4 separate regions of the Homo sapiens genome follow, and all the other regions are linked to region 1. Evidence: read pairs that join two places in POLR2A ChIA-PET (ENCODE). Cell type or tissue: GM12878. All regions are shown on one strand. Links, peaks and the distances in the headings refer to the core of each region. The heading gives the core; the rest is flanking DNA.

Region 1 (8,328 bases), core at 1,911-6,910:
GCCTGGCCAACATGGTGAAACCCCGCCTCTACTAAAAATACAAAAATTAGCTGGGGGCATGGTGGTGCGTGCCTGTAATCCCAGCTACTCTGGAGGCTGAGGCAGGAGAACTGCTTGAATCCAAGACACGGAGGGAGCAGTAAGCCGAGACAGAAGCACAGTACTCCAGCTTGGGCGACAAAGTAAGACTCCTTAAAAAAAAAAAAAAAAGGTGGGGGGCTGTGCGCGGTGGCTCACGCCTGTAATCCCAGCACTTTGGGAGGCCGAGGCGGGTGGATCACGAGGTCAAAAGATGGAGACCATCCTGGCTAACACAGTGAAACCCCGTCTCTACTAAAAATACAAAAAAAAAAAAACAAAAAAAACAAAAAAAACCTACTAGCCGGGCGTGGTGGCGGGCGCCTATAGTCCCAGCTACTCCGGAGGCTGAGGCAGGAGAATGGCGTGAACCCAGGAGGCGGAGCTTGCAGTGAGCCGAGATCGCACAACTGCACTCCCCACCTGGGGGACAGAGCGAGACTCTGTCTCAAAAGAAAAAAAAGAAAAAAGGAAAAAAGGAAAGGCAGGAGGAAGGGGAGGGAAAGGGAAAAGGAAAGAAAGGAAAGAAGAAAGGAAGAAAAAGATATTTGGATAGTCTGATATCACTGACACTACAGGAATAATATTTCAAGGAAACAGTGGGTAATGTTGCTGAACGATCAACAATAATACCTAATACATCGCTTTATCATCCAGACAGGAGGTACAGTGGTACAATCATAGCTCACCGCTGCCTCAAACCTCTGAGCTAAGGCAATTCTCCCGCCTCAGTCTCCCAAACTGTTGGGATTAGAGGCGTAAACCACCACTCCCAGCTCAATATCTATATATAATTTACAGGCAATATTTTAACTGATGTACATGTAATAACTCAATCTTAAAACAAACTTACGTGCTTACCAATAAGGAAGCTGAGGCAACAAAGTCACAAAGCTAATAATCAGTGAAGCCAGGTTTTAAAACTGATTCAAGAGTCAAGACAGAGCTTTTCTTTTACTTATTTTTTTTTTTGAGATGGTGTCTTGCTCTGTCGCCCAGGCTGAAATGCAGTGGGGCAATCTCGGCTCACTGCAACCTCCACCACCCGGGTTGAAGCGATTCTTCTGTCTCAACCTCCTGAGTAGCTGGGACTACAGGCGCACAGCACCACGCCTGGCTAATTTCTTACATATTTTTTAGTAGACACAGGGTTTCACCACATTGGCCAGGCTGGTCTCGAACTCCTGACCTTATGATCTGCCTGCCTCAGCCTCCCAAAGTGCTGGGATTACAGGCGTGAGCCACTGCACCCGGCTCACTTCTAAGATTTCAGTTAGAGGACATCTCAATGTATGCCAGTAAGAAAAAAACACTGCCATTTACACCATGACACAATACTTTATCACTCAGTTTTTATTATACACTTACTCAACTTTTAGAATTTATATACTTCAATCCTAAGATTAGGCCAGGCACAGTGGCTCACACCTGTAATCCCAGCTCTTTGGGTGGTGGAGATGGGCTGATCATTTGAACCCAGGAGTTCAAGACCAGCCCATCTCTATCCTTATGGAAAAAAAAAAAAAAGATCAGTCCAGACAACATGGTGAAACCCTGTCTCTACAAAAAAATTAGGTAGGTGTGGGTGTGGTGGTGCATGGCCATAGTCCCAGCAATGCGGGAGGCTGAAGTGGGAAAATCACCTGAGCCCAGGAATCCCAGGCTGCAGAGAGCCGTGATCTTACCACTGGCACTCCTGCCTGGGTGACTGTGGTGTATCCTGTCTCAGCGCTCCCCCCATAAGAAACCTTTAAGATTATTAAAGAGAAAAGAAAAACAGTCAAAGCTACTCCTCAAACTTCTTCACATCAAGTCCTACTCTCCAGTATCACCTTTTCAATTCAGTCTTTGTTGTCCATGTTTTTCCTACACAATACAATCCTCTGTATGTGATATAACATTTGTACTCTAAGACTGCTTGTGACATAAAAGGACTAGAAAGTAAACTAAATGATTACAACCATTAAGAAGAATAATGTAACTGTAAAAAGGTAAGTCAGAAGTCAAGGAAACCTGAGCATGTACTGTGTCATTACATATTCAAAAATTAGTGTTTCTTTTGTTGGACATAATAAGACAATTGATTTGGTTTCATAAAAATGTCCTTGTATGTTAAAGATCCACAATGAATTATTCACTGTACAATGACAGAATTCTGGGGTTTGCTGCAAAATAACTCAGAAGATTTGTTTCAAAATAATCTAGAAGGGGACAGGTACATTGGCTCACGCTGGTAATCCTAACACTTTGGGAGGCTGAGGTGGGTAGATCACCTGAGGTCAAGAGTTTGAGACCAGCCTAACCAACATGGTGAAACCCTGTCTCTACTAAAAACACAAAAAATTAGCCAGGTGTGGTGGTGCACGCCTGTAGTCCCAGCTACTCAGGAGGCTGAGGGAGGAGAATCGTCTGAGCCCAGGAGGCAGAGGTTGCAGTAAGCCGAGATCGCACCATTGCACTCCAGCCTGGGAGACAGTGAGACTCCATCTCAAACAACAAACAAACAAACAGCAAAATAATCTAGAAGGGAGTGGGAATCTGACAGACAAACTAGCCACATGTTCATAACTACCGAAAGTGGAGGCCAGGAGGAGTGGTGGCTCACACCTGTAATCCCAGCACTTTGGGAGACTGAGGCAGGAGGATTGTTTAAGCCCAGGAGTTCAAGACCAGCCTGGGCAGCAAAGTGAGATCTCCGTCTCTACAAAAAAGAAAAAGAAAAAGCAACTGGGTGATGATATCTATTATGCTATTTTCTCAACTTCAGTACAAGTTTAAAAATTTTAGCAGAAAGTTAAAAAGTAAAAACAGGCCAGGCACGATGGCTCACGCCTGTAATCCCAGCACTTTGGGAGGCCAAGGCAGGTAGAACACCTGAGGTCAGGAGTTCGAGACCAGCCTGGTCAACATGTTAAGACAGACATATAGGGAGGATGCCACATAAAGACAGATTATTGGGGTGATGCATCTACAAGCCAAGGAACACCAAAAACGCTGGCAAACCAACAGAAACTAGGAAGAGGCAAGGAAGGATTCCCCAGAGGTTTCAGAGGCAATCTGACCCTGCTGACACCTTGATTTCCAACTTCTAGCCTCCACAACTCTGAGAATAAATGTTTTATTTTAAAAACCCAAATATTTACAATACTATTTTAAAAAAAAAGGCCAAGTGTGGTGGTACATGCCTGTAATCCCAACACTTTGGAAGGCCAAGGTGGACAGACTGCTTGAGCCCAGGAGTTCAAGACCAACCTGGGCAACATGGCAAAACCTGCTCTCTACTAAAAATACAAAAATTAGCCAGGTATGGTGGTGTGCACCTGTAGTCCCAGATACTCAGGAGGCTGAAGCAGGAGGGTCACTTGAACGCAGGAGGTTCTCACAGTGAGGATGGAAGAAAATTCCCTGCATGCTTCTGGCAGGGGGAAGGGGGAAAGTAGCCATTCTGAAGTAATTCCAAAGTAATCTGTTCTTTTTAAAAAGGCCTGCCTTCAAGAGAAAAGATTTCACCAGAGGTTAACCAACTGGAGTTTTATCAGAGCTAACTGACCCAAGGGAAGTGAAAAACCCAATCCCAGCCTTCCAATCTCAACTAAGGAGGAAGTGTGAACTGAGAAGCAACTGTGAATATCACAGCCCAGGTACACAGATTCACTAAAAGACTACAACAGAATACTGAAACCTTACTATCAAGAGGTGTTTTTTTTTTTTTTTTTTTTTTTTTTTTTGAGACAGGGTCTTGCTCTGTCACCCAGGCTGGAGTGCAGTGGCATGATCATGGCTCACTGCAAACTGCCTCCCGGGTTCAGATGATCCTACCTCAGCCTCCTGAGTAGCTGTGAGTACAGGTGCATGACACCATGCCTGGTTAATATTTGTATTTTCTGTAGAGACGGTTCGCCATGTCTCCATTTGTCTACAAATCTCAAATTCTTGGGCTAAAGCAATCTGTCTGCCTTGGACTCCCAAAGTGCTGGGATTACAATTGTCAGCCACCATGCCTGGCCACGAAGGCTTTTGTATAACAACAGGACGTTACTCAAAGAACTGCATTTGTGCAATACTTGCAAGGAATTAAAAAACTAAAAAAGAAAAATATATAACTGCATGTCTCAGATCTTATTTAAGAAGTCTCTAAGGAACCCCAAGACAACAAAGTAAACAAAAATAAGAACACTGGAGGAAATATTAGTTCTCACACCTACAGCTACAAAAAATGTTAATACAAAACACAGCCCAATCCTAAGTCAGATAAACGTAATGCCTCACACTAAAGGCTTATGTATCTCAGTTACTTTTACCTAGTAAAACATGCCCAGCATTTTTTTTTTTTTTTGAAACAGGGTCTCACTCTGTCCCCCAGGCTGAAGGGCAGTGGCGCCATCTCAGCTCATTGCAACTTTTGCCTCCGGGGCTAAAGTGATCCTCCTGCCTCAGCCCCCCCAAGTAGCTGGGCCTACAGGCATGCACTTACCATGCCTAGCTAATTTTTGTATTTTTTTTTTTTTTTTTTTTTTTTTTTGCAGAGACGGGGTTTTACCATGTTGCCCAGGCTGATTTTGAACTCCTGAACTCAGGCAATCCACCTGCCTCAGCCTCCCAAAGTGCTAGGATTACAGGCATGAGCCACCATGCCCGGCCCATGCCCAGCTTTCAATAAAAAATTACAAGGTGTACTAGAAGACAAAAAAATACAGTTTGGGCTGGGTGCAGTGGCTAATACCTGTAATCCCAGCACTTTGGGAAGCCAAGGCAGGAGGATTCACCCAGGAGTTTGAGACTAGCCTAGTCAACACAGCAAAACCCCACCTCTACAAAAATACCACAAAAATTAGCCAGGTGTGGTGGTGCGTGCCTATAGTCTCAGCTACTTGGGAGGCTGAGGTTGGAGGATCACTTGAGCCCAGGAGTTCCAGGTTGTAGTAAGCCATGATTGTGCCACCGTACTCCAGCCTGGTGACAACAATTAAAAAAAAAAAAAAAATTAAAAAAGGACTGGGCATGGTGGCTCATGCCTGTAATCCCAGTACTTTGGGAGGCTGAGGCGGGTGGATCACCTAAGGTCAGGAGTTCGAGACCAGCCTGACCAACATGGTGAAATCCCATCTCTACTAAATACAAAAAAACCAGATGGGTGTGGTGGTGTGTGCCTGTAGTCCCAGCTACCTGGGAGGCTGAGGCAGGAGAATCGCTTGAACCCCGGAGGCAGAGGTAGCAATAAGCCGCGATTGTGCCATTGCACTCCACCCTGCGCAACAAGAGAGAAACTCTGTCTCAAAAAATATATTTTTTAAAAAAGGAAATTAATTGTACAGTACCCATTATTAACACAGAGAAACAATTATTTTAAATGTTATTATTTTCCCTTAACAAAAATTTAAATTACAAAGACATTCTGAGTTTTCCCTCTAATTTATTAATCTCTTTAAGAGCAGACAGGCCACGTGCAGTGGCTCACGCCTGTAATCCTAGCACTTTCGGAGGCCGAGGCAGGCGGATCAGGAGGTCAGGAGATTGAGACCACCCTGGCTAACACAGTGAAACACTGTTTCTACTAAAAATACAAAAAATTAGCAGGGCGTGGTGGTGGATGCCTGTAGTCCCAGCTACTCGGGAGGCTGAGGCAGCAGAATGGCATGAACCTGGGAGGCAGAGCTTGCAGTGAGCAGAGATCGTGCCACTGCACTCCAGCCCGGGCAACAGGGCGAGACTCAGTCTGAAGGAAAAAAAAAAAAAAAAAAAAGAGAAGACAGCAGGGCTGGGTACAATGGCTCATGGCTCATGCATGTAATCTCAGCACTTTGGGAGGTCGAGGCAGGTGGATTGCTTGAGCTTAGTTCGAGACCAGCCTGGGCAATATAGTGAAATCCTGTCTCTACTTAAAAAAAAAAAAAATTATCTAGGTGTGGTGGCATATACCTGTAGTCCCAGCTACTCAGGAGGCTGAGGTGGGAGGATTCCTGGAGTCTGGAAGGCAGGGGGTGCAGTGAGCTGAAGTTGTACCACTGCACTCCAGTCTGGGTGACAGTGAGACACTGTCTCAAAAAAAAAAAATTAAAGAAAAAAGAGAGGTGAGTGGATCACCTGAGGTCAGGAGTTTGAGACCAGCCTGGCCAACATGGTGAAATTCCATCTCTACTAAATTAGCCGGGTGTGGTGGTGCGCGCCTGTAATCCCAGATACTTGGGGGGCTGAGGCAGGAGAATCACTTGAACCTGGGAGGCGAAGGTTGCAGTGAGCCGAGATCATGCCACTGCACTCCAGCTTAGGTGACAGAGGGAGACTCCATCTCAAAAAAAAAAAAAAGAGAGAAAAAGAGAATACAGCAGGTCCTTGGATAACATCATTTCCTTATAACATTTATGAGGAAAAAAAAATCCCACACGGGCTGCTGTCTTATGTGGAGCTTGCCATGTTCTCCCCACGTCTTTGTGGGTTTTCTCCGGGTACTCAGGTTTCTTCCCAAATTCCAAAGATAAACATGCTAGATTAACTGGCATGGTTAAACTGTACCAGCATGAGTGAGAGTGGGGGTGTGTGTGAGTGCACCTGGTAAAAGGATTTTGGGAATAAGATTATTTCCAGGATGCCAAAGAAGTAATCCATCCTTTACTTGCTAATTGCAAAGAGCATAAAATGTACCTTTACAAAGAAATCTTGTAGTTCCCACCTTAATCAAATGATTAAACAAGTGACCAAGCATCAATAACAGTAAGAAAATCTGATATTACACATGTACTAATATGATTCAATATGAAGTATACAACATCACTTGGGATCTTCTTACCAAAATGTTTAACCTGAAGCTAATCAAACCTTTACACCTAAACTAGGAATCACAGACATCAGGATTTTCAGTATTAATGAGATGAGAAAAAAAGAAAGGTATGTGAAGGGGTTAACAATCATAAATTGTAAAAGACCCAAGAATACAATTATATACAATCTGTGAACGTTACGTAGATAAGACTTTTTTTTAAGTCAACTGAAAAATAGAAGTTTGGGGTTTTTTTTGGAGACAGGGTCTTACTCTGTCACCTAGGCCGGACTGCAGAGGCTGCAGTGAGCCATGATCATGGCACTGTACCTACTGGGCTCAAGCAATCCTCCGACCTCGGCTGCCCAAGCAGCTGGGACCACAGCCACATGCCACCACACCCAACTATTTTTTTCTATTTTTGTCGAGACGGGCTTTTGTCATGTTGTCCAGACTGGTCTCAAACTCCTGGGCTCAACTTATCCTCCTGCCTCAGCCTCCTAAAGTGCAAGGATTACCAGAGTGAGCCACCATGCCCAACCAAAAGAATATTATTTTTAAGAGATGCATGCTCAAGTTTTTGGTAGTGAATTATATTCATGAGAGCAACATGATCTTAGCTAGTGGGGATACAAGTGTACTGTCCTTTCGACTTTTCTCTTCAAAATTTTATTGATAAAAAGTTAAAAGTTGACTGGGTATGGTGTCTCATGCCTGTAATCCCAGCACTGTGGGAGGCCGAGGCAGGTAGATTGCTTGAGCCCAGGAGTTCAAGACCAGCCTGGGCAACACGGTGAAACCCCATCTCTACAAAAAAAAATATGAAAATTAGCAGGGCGTGGTGGCACGTGCCTGTAGTCCCAGCTACTCAGGAGACTGAGGTAGGAAGATCACTTAAGACCAGGAGTTTGAGGCCGCAGTGAGCTGTGATTGAGCCACTGCACTCCAGCCTGGGTGACAGAGGGTCTCCCAAATACTTATAACTTCTCTTCGGCTCCCTATTCAACTCTAGCCCCATACTACAATAATTTCTTGCCTAAGCTACCTAAAAAGGTTTCCTAAATGATCCTGAGTTCATTCTTGCCCCTCTACCCTCTACATGGCTAGTTGTCTAATCAACTTTCTTTTTTCCTTCTTCCCTACTAAAGAAACTCTCATTTTAATTGAGGAGTACTGTGCTCAACTAAAGAAGATTTCCTAGCCTCCCTTAAACCAAGAAGAGGTTATGACGCAGTTTTGGTTAAAAAAATAAAAACAGTCGTAGGACAGTCCATCAGGAAAAGAAAAAAAGAAAAACAGAAGTTGGCCAGGCAGGGGCTCAGGCCTGTAATCTCAGCATTTTAGAAAGCCAAGGCAGGAAAATCACTTGAGGCCAGGAGTTCAAGACCAGCCTGGGTAACATGGCAAAACTCAGTCTCTACAAATAATTTAAAAATAATTAACTGGGCACAGTGGTGTCTACCTGTAGTACTAGCTACTCGGAAGGCTGAGGC
Region 2 (8,328 bases), core at 1,681-6,680, 57 kb before region 1:
GATTACAGGCATGAGCCACGGCACCCAGCCTATCTCTTAATCTTCTAATTACTACCTTTATCTAGGTACCATAGTCCCCTTGTTGCAGTTACTCATTTTCCTTTCCTCTGCCCTCAGTCCAAAGCAATTTTACTTCAGTGAGTGGATGCCCCTTAACTATACATACTTGCCCCCAAAACCATGTGATTTTCTCAAGGTTTTCTGCATTGACAGCCCTCCTTTAACCTAAACTCCATTGCTGAGTGAAGATAAAGTTGGGGATAAAAACATGGAGTCAAGAGATAACTAGGTGTAACTGACAGAACAGAAATGAGTTACTTAAACAGGAATAAGCATATTATTTAGTGACCTGGAGGTAACCTAAAAACAAAAATCCATTATTTAAAAACTGTTCTGTGTACTAGTAGTAAAGTTTGGTAGAGAATTAGTTTTTTTCACTATGAACTCTTACTACTGACTTTTTAAAAGCAATGAGTTTATTTGGAATAACAGTCATTTTTCTGAGACGGAGTTTCACTCTTGTTGCCCAGCCTGGAGTGCAATGGCACGATCTCGGCTCACTGCAGCCTCTGCCTCCCGGGTTCCAGTGACTCTCCTGCCTCAGCCTCTCGGGTAGCTGGAATTACAAGTGCCTGCCACCATGCCCAGCTAATTTTTGTATTTTTAGTAGAGACGGGGTTTCGCCATGTTGGCCAGGCTGGTGTAAAACTCCCGACCTCAGGTGACCCCTCGGCCTCCCAAAGTGCTGGGATTACAGGTGGGATCAGGCGTTAGCCATTGCGCCTGGCCTAATTTTTTTTTTTTTTTGAGACAGAGTCTCGCCCTGTCGCCCAGGCTGAAATGCAATGGTGCAATCTCAGCTCACTGCAACCTCCACCTCCCGGATTCAAGTGATTCTCCTGCCTCAGCCTCCAGAGTAGCTGGGATTATAGGCGCGCGCCACCACGCCCGGCTAATTTTTGTTTTGTATGTTTAGTAGAGACGAGGTTTTACAATGTGGGTCAGGCTGGTCTCGAACTCCTGACCTTGTGATCCACCCACCTCAGCCTCCCAAAGTGTTGGGATTACAGGCGTGAGCCACCATACCAGGACTGGAATAATTTTTTTTTTTTTTTAATTTTATTTGGAGGCAGGGTCTTGTTCTGTTGCCCATTCTGATGTGCAGTGGTGGATCATGGCTCACTGCAGCCTCCAATTGGGCTTAAGTGATCCTCCCTCCTTAGCCTCCGAAAGTGTTGGGATTACAGTTGTGAGCCACCACACTGGCAAAGATAATCAACCATGCTCCAGCTAATAATCACTTCAGCAATTATCCTGAATTTGTGTCATTTTGCAAACTTTGCCATTTGACTTTATCTGATACCTTAAGAAAGTTATCCTTAATAATTTTCATATTATTCACTGGAAAACTAATTCACTGATGATCAAAACAAAACAAGTGCCAAATGTCTGATGCTCTTTAAATTTGAGTATCTATTGCCAGGGCATGAGAGCTCCTTAAATTCTCACTCTGTTGCCCAGGCTGGAGTGCAGTGGTGCAATTTTGGCTCACTGCAATCTCCGCTCCCCAGGTTTTCATGCAATTTTCCTGCCTCAGCTTCCAGAGTAGCTGGGATTACAGGCGCGCACCACCATGCCCAGCTAATATTTGGTTTTAGTAGAGATGGGGTTTAACCATGTTGGCCAGGCTTGTCTCTAACTCCTGACCTCAGATGATCCACCTGCCTCTGCCCCCCCAGGTGTTGGGATTACAGGTGTGAGCCACCACACCCAGCTTTGAATTCTATTTGTTATCCTGGATTTTTAGTACCTAAAGACCCAGTCTTACTCCACAAAAAGAACACTTTATATTGATATTCCAGGTCAGGAGGAATTCCATTTCTTGGCAAAGAAACCTATAGGCCTGCTGTGAGTTGGTTACAAATACCATAAAGACACGATCAGTTTTGCCATGTAAAATAATTTGTACAAACCCTGACAAAGTGTCTTCTAATTATCAGCATTTATGGAGGAAGGGTCAATCTACAGATAATAACCAATCAATGGACCTTTGAAATAGTCAGACATAACAAAAAATAGCTACTTTGCCAAACCACAATTTTCAAACAAGGTATCCTCTTGGTGGTTTCAGATTAGGAACAGAGTAATACTTTCATAGTTTAGCCAAAATTTAGTGTTAGAATTATATTAACGTCTATACAATTAAGTAGTTTTATAGCTACATCAATCATTTAATTTGATCTTCACCAACACGCTACGAAGTACTGGGCAAATATCTTACCTAGATGAGGAAACTGAGGCTCAGAAAAGTCCAGGCTCTCTGCTCTTGAGTAAAAGCTGGGATTAAACCCTGGACTTTCTGAAACAATTCAGTCTTTTTGACAGTACCGAGCAACTTTCCAGAAAGCATATATGGAAACAGAATACAAAGTATTACTTAACTAACTCTTAATTACTCTAAATTTTGGATTAGAACCTAAGCAAATATGTTCTTTTAGTAAATTTAATTAGAACTAAATTTCAATGTTTTTAAATTCAAAGATCTGATACAACTTACTGCATTTATATGTCAATCACTATGAAATTTGTGAAGGAGAAATATCTGCCTGGTTCTTATTTAGAGTAAGACTTAATTGCTTGTCCACAGATGAGCACCCAGAAATAAGATATAAACCATTTTCAGGGGAAAACATGCATGCATTTATTTTTAAGAATTCCCAATAAGGGGGGAAAAATTCAACATCTTTAAAAATGTGTTTATTTTTTAAAAAATCAGTTGTGTACAAAAGTGTTTCGTAGTTTTTAATTCTCAAGACAAATACCCCAACCTTCCACCCCACAGCCCACCCTGCTTCAATGGTATTTCTGGTAACCCACCCATTTTCCCCTTACAGGAAGTTAACGGCTCAGAATAGACCCTCCTACAGAATTTATCATCACTAACAGATTGTTTAGAATAGAGATCTAGAGAAGCTAACAAGCAAGGTTCCCTATAATGGCAGTAGACTTCCAGCAGACACCACAACAAAGCACCATCAATTGCTGAAAGCTAAAAAATAGATATTATTTTCAATAATATTTCATTTTCTATTGGAAAAGTTTTTTAAATTACATTAAATAAGTCTCTTTCCCCCCAAAGAAATAGTCTAGCTTTTATTATGATGCCTGTAAAAAGTAGGTAACAGCAAGCAGACAAGGATCGTTAACAGCACAGTGTAATGATTTCTATCCACTCACACCTATAATCAAACTGACAAACTGTGCCACACCTGATTATATATAGCAGCATGGTTGAAATAACCAAGCAAAAGGTGACACATTCAAGACTTCCATTTAGGTGATTGCAAGTTCATGAGGGTGTATCAGTCCAATGAAGCAGTAACAGAACAAATGGGACAAGGGAGATACTAACACTCCCCTACCCCTATGCCACAAGATCTTTGATCTATATTGCAGCAGTGCAAATAGAACGTGTGACATAATATGTAGACACTGAAGAAAAGTCACACTTGGGAATAAAGGCTATTTTATCAGTAAATACTTCAAGTTGCCTTCTTCCCAGTGACAGCAACTGGCTGATGGTAAGCATTTACTTTAAACTGATACTAAAAAGAATGGAAACGTAATTTTTAAATCAATGGTTTGTACCCTGGAATTGAAATTCCTTGAACTAGAAAAAGTGATTAATACAACATTTTGTAGAAGTCCATGAAATAAAGTTAACTGTAAACAGACGGCTTCCTTTTTCCTATCTAAACATTGTTTCCCTCTACATACTAGAAGGTATACCTGGCTCCAGCTGTTCCCTACCCCAATCCATCTTAAATCTTTAAAACAATAACAACAAAAATTCATAATTTCCTATTTTGCTACATAGGATTGTAAAACATTACCATACACCTACTGCACAGTTTTAAAAGCTCAAATCAGGCATACACTTATACCCAAGATCTGCTTTTCACATTGGTAAACTTATTAAGCAGCCTCAACAGTAATACAGTATGCTGCATTCTGTAGTGCATAAATAAGCAAAATCCGTTTAAACTGCCAATTCTTTCTTACAGATACTTAAAAAGAATTATTTTGCATAGTTTTATGTGCCAACAATCATAAATGTGTATTACTTCTAAAAAATGAAAAAAAAAATCAAGTCTTCCATTTCATAGATTATTCTCTTCAAAAGCAAAATACTTAGACTCCATTTATATATCCTTGAATGTGTTACGTGTTTAAGTAAATCATAGTCGTGATTCCAAACATTTCGGGGTGCCAACTCAGAGCACCTAATTCAGTACCTAGTTCCTCAAATATTTATATACCACTGAATACTTATTTGGGTCCACTAACTGCCATTCATTCATTCATTCATTCATCAGTACTGAAATACTATACAGCTAATTATTTCTTCTTTTAAAAGAGGCACATACTCAGGAAACAGGCCTGATTATAACAAAAGCCTACTGGAGCATCAGTGACTTCTAACAAATCGGCCTGCCCTAAATGGGATTTCACTGGATTTTTTTTTTAACATAATTTTTGAGGCTTTTAAAACTGACAAACGGAGCCAACTCAAAAATATTAAGAATTACAAAAATAATTTCCACCAGGGTACTTTTCCCCTAGGCCTGACCTTTTAGTGTCTTTTTGTCCAAACATATTTAAGACCAGAGGAAAAAAGCAATTGCTTTAGTTTCTATGTTTGGGTAACTAAATCTACCCACAGACAAGAGAATAACAAAAACCAAACAGTACAGTGGGAAATATACCAGAAAGGAAAAAAAAGATCATCACATTAAATGTAAATGAGGTAAATTTTTATAATAAAGAATCTTTTATGAAGAATGTCTCAAACCAAATATTGTACTTTCCAATTTCTTGGGCACTGGGGATGCTGAAGTGTAGTTAGATGAGTATATAACCCTATAGGGCTCATGTGCATAAAAATCAAAGCAGGATATAGCTGCCTCCAAGAGCATGTATGTATGTATATATGTAAAATGCTTGACCTTTAGAAACCTCTGAGCTCTCTCACCTTTGTTTAACCACAGGACAATTAAATATACCCTGATAATACAGGCAAAAAATAAACTGGGTAGATGTGTCTGATATTTTTAAACCCAAATTCTACTAATACTACCAAGTTGCCCTCCACTTAAAAAAAGTAGTTCTAACCAACACTGGAGAAAAACCATCCACATTTTCACACAATCCCACCTTACTTCAAAATATAAAGTACGAGGTTTCAGGTATTTAAAATAAATAAAGAAAAATCTTGTTTCCTTTGGCATCTTTAGAAAATAAACTACAGCAATAAAAAGAGGTGATTGTATAAAGACATGCGTAAGCAAACATATGGGGAAAAAACAGCAACTTGTGTTTAGTATGTAATAATATCAGCTATAAGAGTTTACTGTTAATTAGGAAAGCCTTACAAATTTTTGGAAGAACCTTCACATCTTTAACATTACAATATATTTAATAATGGTTCTTTTATTGCTTCTAGTATCAAGATTATTGAGAAGTCAAATGAAGTTATGCTGACGTTATGATTCAAAAATTATCTTCCAAACATTTAACGATTATAATTTAAGATAAATAACACTTAAAGAAAGCAAACCTTTTATAATATGACTTTCAATATACAGCCTTACTTTAATTCAGTCTGATTCCATTACATTTTTGTTATTTTGTATTGGTCCTAAAAATTTAAAAAGAATTGTATTTCTATATATAGAACTGCCTGCATAAATCCACTTCAACCTTCATAAAATGGTTACATTAGTGTGTGATCTTGCAAAACTAATAATTTTCAAACTTTTGAACTTAGAATGAAATGTAAATTTAATACAAATAGTCTGACTATGTACAAGAGAAGGTAAAGTTTTCAATTCTCGTATTATCAGAAACATCATAAAGAAAGCTAGATTTATAACACACTTCTATTCCTATGTGCATCTGAAGTATGTACAATAAAACACCAACACAGCTTTCATGTGTCAATAGGGGAAGTGCAAGCAAGAATGACTTGAAGTATCCAATAAAGCAATCTCTATAGACCCCAAAATCAGGCTAAAAACTGCAAACAGCTGACTGCATCCTTGCCAGTTCTCAAAGAAAAATTTCATCACTAAAAAATAGGTGTCAAATTCACTGAAAAACTAAGTTGGGTTCTTTCATTAAACCTGGGAATAATGTAACATCAAGTATTTACTATTTTTGCAAGAGAAATAAAATTGGCAGTTCCATTTTTACATTACTTAAGAAAAATTTAAGAGTGTTTGAAGAACTGGGACAAGACATTCCAAACCTACGACCTAAAAATGAAGCAAGGGATACATACTGTCCTTCAGCACATTTCCCCACCTGATACAGAGAAATTTACCATTAGAATATTAGCTGTGTGTGGCAAGGCGGGGGTGGGGGGGGTGAAGGGGGAATCAGACACTGTCCCAGTCTGTTGACAAGGACAAAAAGGCTCTGAATAGGTCACCATCTTCAATTCTGAATAAATTTCATATTTAAGAATTCTCAAATGCTTAAAATGGTGGTCTTTTCAGCTACCCATCCTAAGAAGTCAAGTACAAGCATGCAAGTAAATTCACAGGCACAGAGGATCCATGTTAAAAACAGTTAAGGTAGCTGTGATGCAACACCAACAATTTGAATGGCCCTGACACACTCAAAATATTATCTTAATTATTCAACAAAATCCTGAAGCAAACTCTTGCTAGTCTTGGTACACTGCTAAACACTAAAGTAGCATGTTTCTTCCATGGTTTTAGCTTAGCTCAGGGAATTTTTACACTATTAAGAAAAAAAATTAAAGTATTTCCCCTTTTTAAATTTACACAGACGTTTAATTAGCTTTATTTACAGAGCAGGGATTTTTTTTTTTCAGTCTCCAATGGTGCCTAGATAACATCATTAGGCAAGAATGCCAGTTTAAAAGAAATCTATGCAGAATCCTAAAAATAACAGATGTTGGTGCTCCTCAAGAAGAGGCAAGCTTGACTATATCAGCAGCTCTCTATGCCTCAGTTACTCAGAAGCAATTCTGTTGCAGTCTCTACATCCCATGATTTTGAAGACAAGGCCACTATTACTGCATTCTGTAGAGAAGAAAAGGGGACAGGAAATTAAATCTCAAGGAAACATTTAAACAATACTGAATCATTCACTCTTTATACTGGGAATTAACACCTTGTTTCTTTTCTGTAAGTTGATTTACATTTGCAGTGCATGGAAAGCTTCTAAAATCAATGACAGTAATTAGTAAAAATAAAAAAATCACTGACTTTGAAAACAGAAAATATGTTTACCAAAACTAGATTTTCTCTTATTTTCCTTTTTTTTTTTTTTTTTTTTTTTTTTGAGACAGGGTCTTGCTCTATCACCAAGGCTGGAGTGCAGTGGCATGACTATCGCTCACTGCAGCCTCGACCTCCTGGGCCCAAGGGATTCTCTCACCTCAGCCTTCAGAGTAGCTGGAATTACAGGCACTCACTACCATGTCCAGCTAATTTTTGTAGAGATGGGTTTCGCCATGTTGCCCAGGCTGCGAATTTCTCTTATTTTCTAAACCACTTTTGTCAGCCAAGAATTTGCAATAATTTAAAATCAATCAATATATCAAAATCAACATGCCCTTATGTACTTACCCTATCAAAGCCCATAGCACATAGGTTTTCTATTTTTTTGGTGTATTCTGGACTAGAAACTGGTGCTCCAGCATACACATGTGCCCAAAGTCGAGCTGTCTGTTTGAACATTTCGGGATTTTGTTTGTACTATATGGGGGGAAAAATTGATTGACATGACATTACAGTTATAATATTTGATATATTTCAGCTCTTAATCGCCTACAATCCTACTTTTCCAAATAAAACAAATCTACATTTAAAATGTGATTCACTTTGCATTATAGACAACCTATGTCACTCGAGAAAAGACCACTTAACCTGAAGCTTCGACTCACAATTTGTGTTGACAATAATAAAGACAAGTAACATTAATCTACTTTAATCTCCAAATTCAACAAATATAACTAGCAAGACTAAAATTAGGTTAAGTGAGGTATTAAGAGATGTTCCAAACACTGGAAAGCAGCAAACATTATACAACTGAACACAGATTACTAGCTTATAAAAATATGTGGACATTAGAATAATTTTTTACGATGTAACCAGCTTTTGTATTACCCACAGCCCAGGCTAGAATACAACTAGATTCTTCTGTTTTCTTACAGCTGCATTAGTGTACAGTGATTTATGGAAACCCCACATGCAAAGTCCTAACTTATTACATAACTTGAGATGATTATAAACTCAC
Region 3 (5,000 bases), core at 1-5,000, 210 kb after region 1:
TCCGGTGAATTTTGGTTGTCACTTTGTCTGACAGTTCACAAAACCCCGTAATCATCTAGTCAAATATGTCATTACAAGTCATTGAACAAGTAAACTCAAAGTTCTAATTTGAGATTTAGAACTAGGAAATGGGCGGGTGCGGTGGCTCACGCCTGTAATCCCAGCATTGTGGGAGGCCAAGGTGGGCAGATCACAAGGTCAAGAGATTGAGACCATCCTGGCCAACATGGTGAAACCCCGTCTCTACTAAGAATACAAAAATTAGCTGGGCGTGGTGGTGTGCACCCGCAGTCCCAGCTACTCAAGAGGCTGAGGCAGGAGAATCGCTTGAACCAAGGAGGCAGAGGTTGCAGTGAGCCGAGATCGCGCCACTGCACTCCAGCCTGGTGATAGAGTGAGACTCTGTCTCAAAAAAAAAAAAAAAAAAAAAAAAGAACTAGGAAATGCTGGTAACATGAGAGCACATGTGATGATAGTATATTTCATATTTATTTCATTATTTCTTGTTTCCAGTGGTTGGCAGAGGTGAGATGAAGAAAATCAGTTTGCAAACTTACAGGCATCTCCTCTCTAAATGAATTTTACATTAATTGTTTGTAACTTGGCATATGTTGGTTAGATTATCAGGCTAACCAACAGACACCTTTACCTCATAATGTGGCTGAACTGTCCTACCTTTATAATGAAAAAAACAGAACCAACACTTGAGATTAAACTCTAGTAAACCACTATTTGAACCAAAGCAACTTACATCTTGCTGTCCTAGTAACCATCTACTCAAATATTCTGTATGTAATGATATAGCTATCACCAGTTGGAAGCTGAGTGAGGGTGTTATATGACTTAAGATCTTTACGAGCTGGGCATGATGGCTCATGCTTGTAATCCCAGCACTTTGGGAGGCCAAGGCAGGCGGATCGCTTGAGCATAGGAATTTGAGACCAGCGTGGGCAACATGGTGAAACCCTGTCTCTACTTAGCTGGCCGTGGTGCTGTATGTCTGTAGTCCTGACTACTTGGGAGACTGAGGTGGGAGGATTGATTGAACCCTGGAGGTTGAGGCTGCAATGAGCCATTATTGTACCTTGCACTCCAGCCTAGGTGACAGAAGGAGACCCTGTCTCAAAAAAAAAAAAAAAAAAAAATTCAGTCTCTTCTTTTTGACCTCCTTAATCACTTCAGAGAAATTGATGCAGCTTTTATGACTTACCTACCCATCCCCTATTTAAACTTGCAGAAAGTTAGAGTGGAGGCATAAAAAAATAAGAAAATATTTTGGAGTAGCTAGGTACCTGGAAAAAATCAATGAGTTACTTAGTCTAATTTTTAGGTGACCAGAGCCTAGAATGGTAATAGAATAATTTTCTGCAGAAAGGACATTTAAAAATAATCTGTTTTTGAATGCCAGACAGGAATTATTTTGTAGCAATCAGTTTTCAACTGTTGTTTTCAAAGCTCCTTTACCAGGGGAAGCTGTCTGATCATCTCCCATCTCTAGCCAGTTTCACCCTACATCATGAGCTGTCTTTGCCTTTCCGTACACCATTACATGTAACTCTTGCCCTAAGTTGTTCCATGCATGTAAACAACTTTTTCCTCCTGCTTTTCACACCTCAACTCAATCTTCAAGTTTTGATTTATTTTCACTTGATTCCTTTATTTAGTCTCCCATTGGGTTATAATCTCATCAAGAGAAGAGAGTTAGTACTACTTACTATTAGTTCAAAAATAATTCCTATTCCCTTTAAGTTTTAGACTTTTCAGAGCACTTTCATTTTTGTCAGAGCATTATAACATTCATGTGTTAGTTTTTAGAGAGCTCACTATCCTCATTTTCCAATGAGGTCACTGAGGCAGAGGCAGCCACACTTCTCCAAGGTTACATGTAATCCAAAACTAAATGCCTAGACTCTGGGCCCATGATTTTTTTTTTTTTTTTCTAAATGAAAGTCTTCGCCCATTGGCCAGGTGCAGTGGCTCATGCCTGTAATCCTAGTACTTTGGGAGGCTGAGGCAGGCAGATCACTTGAGGTCAGGAGTTTGAGACCACCCTGGCCAACATGGTGAAACCCCGTCTAAAAATACAAAAATTAGGCGGGTGTGGTGGCGCACTTGTAATCCCAGCTACTCAGGAGGCTGAGGCAGGAGAATCGCTTGAACCCAGGAAGCAGAGATTGCAGTGATCCGAGATCGCGCCACTGCACTCCAGCCTGGGTGACAGAGCAAGGCTCCATCTTAAAAAAAAAAAAAAAAAGCAAGTCTTTGTCCACATAGTATTCTATATCCTGAAGATGATAGGTAATGTCTAGCTTTAATGAACTCAGAAAGCATTTGTAAATGATATTGCAATATTTTAAAAGACTGTTGATATAGGACTGTAAAAATAGGGGAATAAGAAAGGAGGCCAGGTGCGGTGGCTCACGCCTGTAATCCCAGCACTTTGGGATGCTGAGGTGGACAGATCACCTGAGGTCAGGAGTTCGAGACCAGCCTGGACAACATGATGAAACCCTGTCTCTACTAAAAATATAAAAAAAGTGGTGGGGTGTGGTGGCGCATGCCTGTAGTCCCAGTTACTTGGGAGGCTGAGGCAGGAGAATCGCTTGAACCTGGGAGGCAGAGGTTGCAGTGAGCCGAGATTACACTACTGCACTCTAGCCTGGGCAAAGAACAAGACTCCATCTCAAAAAAAAAAAAAAGACTTTAAAACTTATTTTTAAGGACTATAATAATATATTATGTACAATAAAGAAAGGGAATAAGAAAAGGCTTACATTTCATTTCAGATTGTGAAGTCCTTTAGGATAACCGTCTCATTCATTTATGTATCTTCAGGGCTTAGCTGGAATCTGCCTGCCCTAGTTATCCGGCATATAGATAGTAGCTTCCTAACAAAAATTTATTGAATGAGTTCTCTAGATGCTTCAAGCTATTTCTTCTGATTATTATATTTATAAAATGTATTATTTCTATGGAACTAACAGAGGATTAAATCAGGGCTACTGATGATTGTTAACTCCACACTTTAACCAGTAGTTCAGGGTATATCTTGAAATCCCTATCTCACAGGCACTCTGTTCTTTATCCCATATACTTACATCAGGTGAATACTCCAACAAAAACCTATGGAATGGGGAAAGGCCGGGCAGCAGATCTGAAGTATATTGAAGCTTGTGCTAGACGCATTGTGCAAAACTCAAATGGGTACAAAATTGTGACTGAGAAAAGCACAGTTCCAGTGCGGGCAGCAGAAAGTATCCGTCGCATATTTGATGCAAACACAAAACCCAACTTGAATTTACAGGTATAAAAAATGAAGCATTAGAATCTGGTTATTCTTATGTAAATACTGATGTGTTAAAGTTGCCCATAATTAATTCTAGCTTAAAACTTTCCTTTGCATTGGGATTCTAGGTGCTGTCCAACCCTGAGTTTCTGGCAGAGGGAACAGCCATCAAGGACCTAAAGAACCCAGACAGAGTACTGATTGGAGGGGATGAAACTCCAGAGGGCCAGAGAGCTGTGCAGGCCCTGTGTGCTGTATATGAGCACTGGGTTCCCAGAGAAAAGATCCTCACCACTAATACTTGGTCTTCAGAGCTTTCCAAACTGGTTAGTATATAGCATTCAACTCTTCATTAAATTAAAGCCAAATATTTATTTATTTCAAGCCTGATAAACTACACAGATACTTTTTTAATAGTAGTAAGAGGTTATGCTTTTGAAGATCATATTCTTGCACATTCAAATTATGAAATAATTTTCACAAGGGAGATCATATATGAGGGTATAAAAGATTCTGAAAAATTCTGAAATCTTAAAATAGTAATTTGGTTTTTATCACTCTTTCCCTCTTTACCCTTTTTCTTAATCATCTGTCCTCTCTAATTTAAAACATTTTCCCTTTCTAACCCATCCATTGTCTCCTCAAATTGAGCTCATCAGTATCTTATATATCTCCCTCAGTAATTTGCGTCAACGCAATGAAATATAAACTAGATGTATAAAATTGCTGTTTTAGCTTATCTTACTCTTCTCTATGTTTTTTTTTTTTAAGGCAGCAAATGCTTTTCTTGCCCAGAGAATAAGCAGCATTAACTCCATAAGTGCTCTGTGTGAAGCAACAGGAGCTGATGTAGAAGAGGTAGCAACAGCGATTGGAATGGACCAGAGAATTGGAAACAAGTTTCTAAAAGCCAGTGTTGGTAAATTCAAATTTTTCTCTAGTAGAAAGAGCTAGTGTTTATTTACTGAAGGCATATTATTTGCTGGTACCAGCGCTTTATATATCTCATTGAATCCTTATAACCTGTTAGGTAGATGCTGTTATTTTCTTTTTTAGAGATGATTCAGACTCAGGGAAATTTGTGCAACTTGCTCAAAGTCATGCAGCTGAGTGACTAGATGTTTCTAACGCCAAAGCCATATTATTCCTTACTGCATACTGCATTGCACTAGAGCAAGGGTGGGCAAACTATGGCCTTTGGGTCAAATCCAGCCCACAACTTGTTTTTGTAAATAAATTTTATTGGAACACAGCCATGACCATTAGACTACATATTGTCTATGGCTGCTTTTGAGCTACAGTGGCAGTTTAATAGTCTCCTCAGAAACTGAATGGTCCACAAAGGCTGAAATACTTACTGTCTGGCCCTTTACCATGAAAGTTTGCTGACCCAGGCCAGGCACAGTAGCTCATGCCTATAATCCCAGCACTTTGGGAGTCTGAGGCCAAGGCGGGCAAATTGCTTGAGCCTAGGAGTTTGAGACCAGCCTGGGCAGCATGGTGAAGCCCCAGCTCTGCAAAAAAAAAAGACAAAAAATTAGTCAGGCATGATGGTGCACACCTGTAGCTCCAGCTACCTGGGAGGCTAAGGTAGGAGGATCACCTGAGCCCAGGAGGTCAAGGCTGCAGTGAGCCATGTTCATACCCCTACACTTCAGCCTGGGCGACAGAGGGAGACTCTGTCTCAAAAAGAGAAAAAGTTTGCTGACCCTGT
Region 4 (8,328 bases), core at 1,342-6,341, 140 kb after region 1:
TCTTTTTTCTTTTTTTTTTTTTTTTTTGACAAGGTCCTGCTTGATTACCCAGGCTGGAGTGCAGTTGCATGATCTTGGTTTACTGCAACCTCTGCCTCCTAGGTTCAAACCGTCCTCCCACCTCAGCCTCCCAAGTAGCTGGGACTATAGATGTGTGCCACCACACCCAGCTAATTTTTGTATTTCTTGTAGAGACAGGGTCTCCCTATATTGCCCAGGCTGGTCTTGAACTCCTGGGCTCAAGCAATTTGCCCACCTAGGCCTCCTAAATTATTGGGAATACAGGCATGAGCCACTGCGCCCAGCCTGTTTGTCTTTTTTTTTTTTTTTTTTTTTTTTGAGACAGTGTCTTACTCTGTCGCTCAGGCTGGAGTGCAGTGGCAAGATCTCGGCTCACTGCAAACTCCACCTCCCAGGTTCAAGCAATTCTCCTGCCTCAGCCTCCTGAGTAGCTGGGATTATAGGTGCACACCAGCATGCCCGGCTAATTTTTATATTTTTAGTAGAGACAAGGTTTCACCATGTTGGCCAGGCTGGTCTCAAACTTCTGACCTCAACTGATCCACCTGCCTTGGCCTCCCAAAGTTCGAGGATTACAGGTGTGAGCCACTGTGCCTAGTCCAAATTATTTTCATTATGGAGTACTGCATAGAGATGTTACTTAATCAAAATGTGATCAGATGTAGTATTAGGTTCTAGCTGGTTTCCCAGTTGAAACACTGGGCTTCTGCAGAGATGTGATCATCCAGGAAGACTTGAATTGAACGTACTGTATTTGTATTTCATCATTAAAAAAAATTCTCCTATTGTAGTTTGGCTATGTGTATCAAAACTTACAGTGTGCATACTTGTGTTCTAGCAATTCTTCCCTGAGGAGATTAATCAGGTGTGTAAGAATGTATTTATAGGAACATATACACAGCATTGTTTTTCATATATAAATTTGGAAATGATGAAATTAAATGAAATACTGGTGCAGCATTGAAAGATAAGTTTGAGCTATTTGGAGGCATCAGTTTGTGACTGATTGGTAAGTGTGGCAGAAAGAGCAAAATAACTCAGGGTCTTATCTTGTAAAATCTGTGCCATCATATATACTGTGTTAGAAAAATGTGTACACGTATGTGGAACACATTAACTAAAATGGTAACAGAATGGTTATCATTGGATGGTGGGATTTTGTCCATTTTGTTCACTGCTTTATCCATAACAACTAGAACAATAGGGAGCCACATTAGAAAGAAGGTCATGTTTGCGTTATTTTTATAGGGGCTTTATGTTTTATTTTCCATGTTGGGCTCCTTCTAGATCTTTGGATCTGTAATACAGCCTCCCTCGTTTTGTGACTATGTTTCCAAACCCCAATTTGGAATGAATGACCTGAAGCTGATTATCGGAATACTTAAAACCAGTTAGAATAATAGCCCAGGCAAGTTGGCTCACACCTGTAATCTTAACACTTTGGGAGTCTGAGGTGGGAAGATTGCTTGAGCCCAGGAGTTTGAGACCAGCCTGGGCAACACAGTGAGACCTTGTCTCTAAAAATAATAAAATAAAATAAAAAATTAGCCCAGTGTGGTGGCATGTGCCTATAGTCCCAACAACTCAGGAAGCTGAGGTGGGAGGATTGCTTAAGCCTGGGAGGTCGAGGCTGCAGTGAGCCATGATTGTGCCACTGCACACCAGCCAGGGCAACAGAGTGACACCCTGTCTCTTAAAAAAACAAAACGGCTGGATGCGGTGGCTCACGCGTGTAATCCCAGTACTTTGGGAGGCTGAGGCGGGTGGAACATCTGAGATCAGGAGTTCAAAACCAGCCTGGCCAACATGGCAAAACCCTGAACTACTAAAAATATAAAAATTAGCCGGGTGTGATGGTGGGTGCCTGTAATCCCAGCTACTTGGGAGGCTGAGGCACGAGAATTTTGGACCCGGGAGGCGGAGGTTGTGGTGAGCTGAGATCTTGCCACCACAATCCGGCCTGGGTGAAAAGAGCGAGACTCTGTTGCAAAAATAAATAAATAAAAATAAAAAATTAAAGGTGAAACACAAATGCCATTTAAATGAATACTGAAGTAGAATTTAGCTACTGGTGGACCAGTACAACTGGAATATATAGCTGGTCTTTTTCTATAAGACCCTTTCTTTTTTTTTTTGAAATGGAGTTTCACTCTTGTTGCCCAGGCTGGAGTGCATTGGCACAGTCTTGGCTCACTGCAACCTCTGCCTCCTGGGTTCAAGCGATTCTCCTGCCTCAGCCTCCCAAGTAGCTGGGATTACAGCCGTGCACCACCACACCCAGCTAATTTCGTATTTTTAGTAGAGACAGGGTTTCACCATGTTGGTCAGGCTGGTCTGGAACTTCTGACCTCAAGTGATCCACCTGCCTCGGCTTCCCAAAGTGCTGGGATTACAGGCATAAGCCACCGTGCCCGGCCAAGACCCTTTCATATTCAAAAAGAATCCACTTCTTCCCCTTTTTTCTCTTATGAATTATTTGCTGCAAAGGAAAGATCCAGTTAAATACAAGTTATGGGGGAAGCCAGACAACACAGATACTGTAGGCAAAGTGATAATAACCTTTAGGTTTCAGAGGGTACTCTTCTTCCAGTGTGTTGGTTATAGTTTATCTAAGAAAAGACATTTGCTAGACCAGGCGCGGTGGCTCATTCCTGTAATCCCAGCACTTTGGGAGGCCGAGGCGGGCAGATCACCTGAGGTCGGGAGTTTGAGACCAGCCTGACCAACATGGAGAAACCCTGTCTCTTCTAAAAACACAAAACTAGCTGGCTGTGGTGACACATGCCTGCAATCCCAGCCACTTGGGAGGCTGAGGCAGGAGAATCACTTGAATCCAGGAGGCGGAGGTTGCAGTGAGCAGAGATCGTGCCATTGCACTCCAGCCTGGGCAACAAGAGTGAAACTCAGTCTCAAAAAAAAAAAAAAAGAAAAGACATTTGCTGGGCATGGTGGCTCACGCCTGTAATCCCAGCACTTTGGAAGGCCCAGGTGTGTGGATTCCTTGAGCTCAGGAGTTCAAGACCAACCTGGGCCACATGGTGAAACTCCGTCTCTACTAAAAATACAAAAACAGCCAGGTGTGGTGGTTGTGCGCCTGAGGTTCGAGCTACTCCTGTGGTCCCAGCTGCTCAGGAGGCTGAGGGAGGCTGAGGATCGTCACTTGAGCTTGGTGCTGGGGTAGGGGGTGGGTGGGGGTGCAGAGGTTGCAGTGAGCCTAGATCACACCACTGCACTCCAGCCTGGGTGACAGATCAAGACCCTGTCTCAAAAAAAAAAAAAAAGAAAAAGAAAAGGAAAAAAACGAAAAAAGAAAAGACACCTACTGAGTTAAAGTTAACCAGTGGAAATCTGTGTGTGTGTCTTTTAATTCTGATGATCCTAAGAAGTTATGATAATTAAGTAGCCTGCAAAAACAAAAGCAAAAGTATGATTTCAGGTTCTGGTTAAAGTGAAGAGACAAACTGTGTAAAACTCCATTGTTAACAGGCAGATCTGCTCATTAATAGAGAAGGAACTTAAACATTTGAATTTTAGAGGGAGAATATAAAATGTTTAGGCATAAAATATTTAAAAAACATTTTGTTGGACAGTATAGAGAAAAATGCACAATATAAATAATACTAAAATCCAAAATATTAAAGACTAAGGTATTTTAAAGGTTTTTTTCCTTCTTAAGCAGAAAGGCCAAATTGAAGATTAAGGATAAGTTCTAGGATGATGTACAATAAATTATGCTCATTAGGAAACACTAGAGTTCTGTTAAGACACTTTCTTAATTAAGCACGTGATATTAGCTATAATATTGCAATGATGTGAAAAAATTCTGTGGGCCATGAGCTGAGTTCTTTATGTACATTAATATTTTATTTATATATTTAATTATATCACTTAATCCTCATGGTGAATTTAAGGTTGATAATAGGTTGTGTTTATCTTTTTCATAGTTTGAAACTTTGCCTTAGAAACAGAGACAGGGGCTGGGTGCGGTAGCTCACACCTGTAATCCCAGCACTTTGAGAGGCTGAGGTGGGCGGATCATGAGGTCAGGAGTTCAAGACCAGCCTGACCAACATGGTGAAACCCCGTCTCTACTGAAAATACAAAAATTAGCTGGGCCTGGTGGCACACACCTGTAATCCCAGCTACTTGGGAGGCTGAGGCAGGAGAATTGCTTGAACCTGGGAGGCAGAGGTTGCAGTAAGCCAAGATCGCACCACTGTACTCCAGCCTCGCCTGGGTGACAGAGTGAGACTCCATCTAAAAAAAAAAAGAAAGAAAGAAACAGAGACAAGATTTGAACCCAGATACCTCTGACTTTTTGGCTGGGTGTGTTGGTTTATACCTGTAATCCCAGCACTTTGGGAGGCCAAGGTGGGAGGATTCCTTGAGCCTAGAAGTTGGAGAACAGCCTGGACAGCATAGGGAGACTGTCGCTACAAAAATAAAAATTTAAAAACCGGGTGTTGGTGGCACGCATCTGTGGTCCCCACTACTCAGGAGGCTTGAGGTGGGAGGATCACATCAGCCTGGGAGGTCAAGGCTGAGGTGAGTTGTAATCAAGCCACTACACTAGCTCGGGTGACAGAGTGAAACCCTGTCTCAAAATAATAATAATAATAAAACCACACACAAAATATTTTTTAACCACATTTTTGTACCTCACTGTTTGTCAGTTCATTGGCAGCTCTGTTGAATGAGAAAGAAGAACATCTCCAACACATATGAGGTTCTTGAGCAGATGTTAAAGAATAGCAATTAAGTTCTTGTTTAGGTATGTTTCAGTAACTCTAGAGAGAGATTTTTTGTTCTTTGTAATTTTTTTTCGAAGAATTTCCCCAGCCTAAGTTTCCTCATGGAAGCTACATTTGTCCACTTGTTGTCATTAGAATCTTCTTTGATCTACATTTCCCCCTAAGCCCATGACTGCCAAGGCTTTCTTTCTTTTTTTTTTTTTTTGAGACGGAGTCTCACTCTGTCACCCAGGCTGGAGTACAGTGGCATGGTCTCGGCTCACTGCAACCTCTGCCTCCGGGGTTCAAGCGATTCTCCTGCCTCAGCCTCCCAAGCAGCTGGGACTACTGGTGCGCACCACCACACTTGGCTAATTTTTGTATTTTTTAGTAGAAATGGGGTTGCACCATGTTGGCCAGGTTGGTCTCAAACTCCTGACCTCAAGTGATCTGCCCACCTCGGCCTTTCAAAGCGCTGGGATTACAAGCATGAGCCCTGTTCCCGGCCTGCCAAGGCTTTCTAATAGGCTTTCTAGATATCCTATTGGACTATTTTAGATTCTATACTTTTCCCTAGCATATCTCTGTGGCAAGTCTTCCATTCTCTTAATCCCTTTTTGTGCCTTTTTCTTTTCTTTTTTTTCTTTTTTTTTTTTTTTGGAGGCACTGTCTCACTGTGTTGTCCAGACTGGAGTGCAGTGGCACAAACACAGCTCACAGCATCCTCGACATCCTGGGCTCAAGCAGTTCTTCCACCTCAGCCTCCTGAGTAGCTGGGATTACAGGTGCACATCACCACATCCAGATAATATTTTAACTTTTTTGTAGAGATGGGGTCTTTCCATGTTGCCCAGGCTGTTCTCAAACTCCTGAGCTCAAGCGATCTTCCCACCTCAGCCTCCCAAAATGCTGGGATTACAGGGATGAGCCACTGCACCCGGCCTTTTATGTGTTTTAATCTCTTTTTCTTCTGCCTCTTCTCCCACTGAAGAAATAACTACTTCATATTATTCTACTCATATTATTCTATTACTGCTTTACTCATATTATGCAGTCTCTGCTTTTTTTTTTTTTTTTGACAGTCTCACTGTGTTGCCCAGGCTGGAGTGCAGTGGTATGATCTCGGCTCACTGCAACCTCCATTTCCCCAGGTTCAAGCGATTCTGCTGCCTCAGCCTCCCGAGTAGCTGGGATTACAGGTGTGCGCCACCACGCCTGGCTAATTGTTGTATTTTTAGTAGAGACAGGGTTACACCATTTTGGCCAGGCTTGTCTCGAACTCCTGACCTCAGGCGATCCACCTGCCTCGACCTCCCAAATTGCTGGGATTACAAGCGTGAGTCACCGTGCCCAGCCCATTCTCTGCTATTTTGAAGTTTCCTCACCTCAAGAACTTTCACGACCATCCTTGTTTAGATGGGGAGATCGAACTCTACTTTTACTTCTTTCTTGGCATCAGTGTTAACATGAATGGTTTCCTGGACAGCAACTACTGTCAGTAAACTGTCCACATGTGGCACCCATCCCCACATTACTATAATATAGAAGATATTTAAAGTCTATATTTCTATAGATACTGTGGGTATTATCTTTGGTTTTTCTCTAATTGTTGTTTTTACAAATTGTTTCCCTTTGGAGTAGACAAAATCAACATCAGTGGTACCAATGTTTTCTCCAAGTAAGTCAAGAGAAAATTGAGATACATTGTAAATTAGGCCTCTCTGCTTAAGAGTTGCATCAAAACTGTGAGATTCTCAAGTTGGGTGTGGTAGCACACACCTGTGGTACCAGCTACTTGGGAGCCTGGGGCGGGAGGATTGCTTGAGCCTGGGAAGTGTAGGCTGCAGTGAGCTATGATTGTGCTGCTGCACTTCAGCCTGGGCACCAGAGAAGACCTTGTTTCTTAAAAAACAAACAAAATTCCCAGAACTAAAATTCTCCTGTTTTACTGGATACTGGACACATGGTTTTTGAATGCTTTAAAAGACTACGATTTACCCATTGTAGGTGTTTGAATTCAACACATTGAATATACATTCCAGCACACTCTGCTTTGCCAAAAACCTTAAGTCCTGGACTAGGAATATGGTTGTGGTACTTCGGCATTTCATTATTCAGAGCCTAGAGCATAGCCTGTTTGTGAATATGAGGAATGTAGCCGTCAAGCCACAGAAGGGCAGGATCCAACACCAGCTCTTGGCAAGATGTCCCAAAGACTTACCGTAGCTTGGTCTAAGATGAAGTTGCTTCTCTTAGCCAGGCTCCTGATAATTTCTTTCATTCTTGATTGTGTTTGTGAGTACGTGTACAAAGGCACTCATTTTTCATTTAAAACTGAAAGGAGGCCAAGCACAGTGGCTCACACCTAAATCCCAGCACTTTAGGAGGCCGAAGTGGGAGGATCACTTGAGGTCACGAGTTCAAGACCAGCCTGGCCAACATGGTGAAACCCTGTGTCTCCTAAAAATACAAAAATTAGCTGGGTGTGATGGTGCAGGTCTGTAATCTCAGCTACTTGGGAGGCTGAGGCAGGAGAATCACTTGAATCCAGGAGGTGGAGGTTGCAGTGAGCCGAGATTGTATCACTGTACTCCAGCCTGGGAGACAGAGTCAGACTCCGTCTCAAAAAAAAAAAAAAAGGCTGAAAGGGCTCCTGTCTGCCCAGCAGTGAGCTAAAAACTGTATTCTTTTCTACTGAAAGGCATAATTTGACTCCTGCTTTTCTGGCTCCCTTTACCTAGGAGAAACACTTATGAACCAACACACCTTCCATATTAAACTGGCATAATTTCTCTAATTACCAATTGTGTGTGAGTAATTGGTTCTATAGATACTCATATAGCAGGAAAAATTGTACATTACTTAGCATCAAAGGGAAGCCTCCTCCTCCTCCTCCTGGTGGAAGGAGGAGAGATTAGTGCTGAAGAAAAACACTGGTCATGTTCACCTGCCTTGGCCTCCCAAAGTGCTAATTTTAACATTTGTGTTAAAATATATCAAATATTATATAATGGAAAAAATATTCCTATTCCACAGTGTTAAAAATATATAGGTATTCCAGCCAGGTGTGGTGGCTCATGACTGTAATCCCAGCACTTTGGGAGGCCGAGGCGGGCAGATCACTGGAGGTCAGGAGTTCGAGACCAGCCTGGCCAATATGGTGAAACCCTATCTCTACTGAAAATACAAAATTAGCCGGGCGTGATGGCAGGCGCCTGTAATCCCAGCTCCCTGGGAGGCTGAGGCAGGAGAATCGCTTGAACCCAGGAGGCGGAGGTTGCCATGAGCTGAGATTGTGCCACTGCACTGCACGCCAGCCTAGGCAACAGAGCAAGACTCCGTCTCAAAAAAAAAAAAAAAAAAAAAAAAAAAAAAAAAAAAAAAATATATATATATATATATATATATACACATACACACACACATAGGTATAAGTTATATACATTGGTAGGTCTTAGAGTTGGAGGCAGTCAGAGAAATTACAACATGACATTGTGATGATCTGAGCCTTTGTAGAGAGCATTTGGTTCTGAGGTTAACTACATGCAGCAGCTAAGTAACATGTCTCAGACGCTTC

Evidence for each region. ChIA-PET counts read pairs that join two places held together with the same protein. Peaks named below come from ENCODE experiments on the same cell type or tissue, not always from the same donor. Only the 100,000 strongest peaks of a DNase experiment are listed, where the experiment ranks them.
Region 2: POLR2A ChIA-PET joins it to region 1 with 6 read pairs; 8 of 35 experiments call an interaction of 5 or more read pairs at or near these places.
Region 3: POLR2A ChIA-PET joins it to region 1 with 7 read pairs; 9 of 35 experiments call an interaction of 5 or more read pairs at or near these places.
Region 4: POLR2A ChIA-PET joins it to region 1 with 6 read pairs; 2 of 35 experiments call an interaction of 5 or more read pairs at or near these places.

Annotation. Positions count from the first base shown.
Region 1 is chr4:39,720,856-39,729,183 of GRCh38, reverse strand. The region is part of intron 1 of UBE2K (ubiquitin conjugating enzyme E2 K); the gene reads right to left. Among named protein-coding and RNA genes, the nearest start is that of UBE2K, 27 kb to the right of the region's middle. In GM12878, for the core only: no CTCF peak of the experiment used is centred there; no DNase peak of the experiment used is centred there; H3K4me3 peaks cover 226 bases; H3K27ac peaks cover 741 bases.
Region 2 is chr4:39,777,141-39,785,468 of GRCh38, reverse strand. UBE2K (ubiquitin conjugating enzyme E2 K) reads right to left here. Exons shown (of 7, transcript NM_005339.5): 6 at 7,659-7,787; 7 at 2,677-7,109. The coding sequence ends at 7,035. Among named protein-coding and RNA genes, the nearest start is that of UBE2K, 83 kb to the right of the region's middle. In GM12878, for the core only: no CTCF peak of the experiment used is centred there; no DNase peak of the experiment used is centred there.
Region 3 is chr4:39,508,965-39,513,964 of GRCh38, reverse strand. UGDH (UDP-glucose 6-dehydrogenase) reads left to right here. Exons shown (of 12, transcript NM_003359.4): 4 at 3,104-3,304; 5 at 3,415-3,612; 6 at 4,058-4,205. Among named protein-coding and RNA genes, the nearest start is that of UGDH, 16 kb to the left of the region's middle. In GM12878, for the core only: no CTCF peak of the experiment used is centred there; no DNase peak of the experiment used is centred there.
Region 4 is chr4:39,576,493-39,584,820 of GRCh38, reverse strand. All of the region lies in intron 2 of SMIM14 (small integral membrane protein 14), which reads left to right. All of the region lies in intron 2 of UGDH-AS1 (UGDH antisense RNA 1), which reads right to left. Among named protein-coding and RNA genes, the nearest start is that of UGDH-AS1, 53 kb to the right of the region's middle. In GM12878, for the core only: no CTCF peak of the experiment used is centred there; no DNase peak of the experiment used is centred there.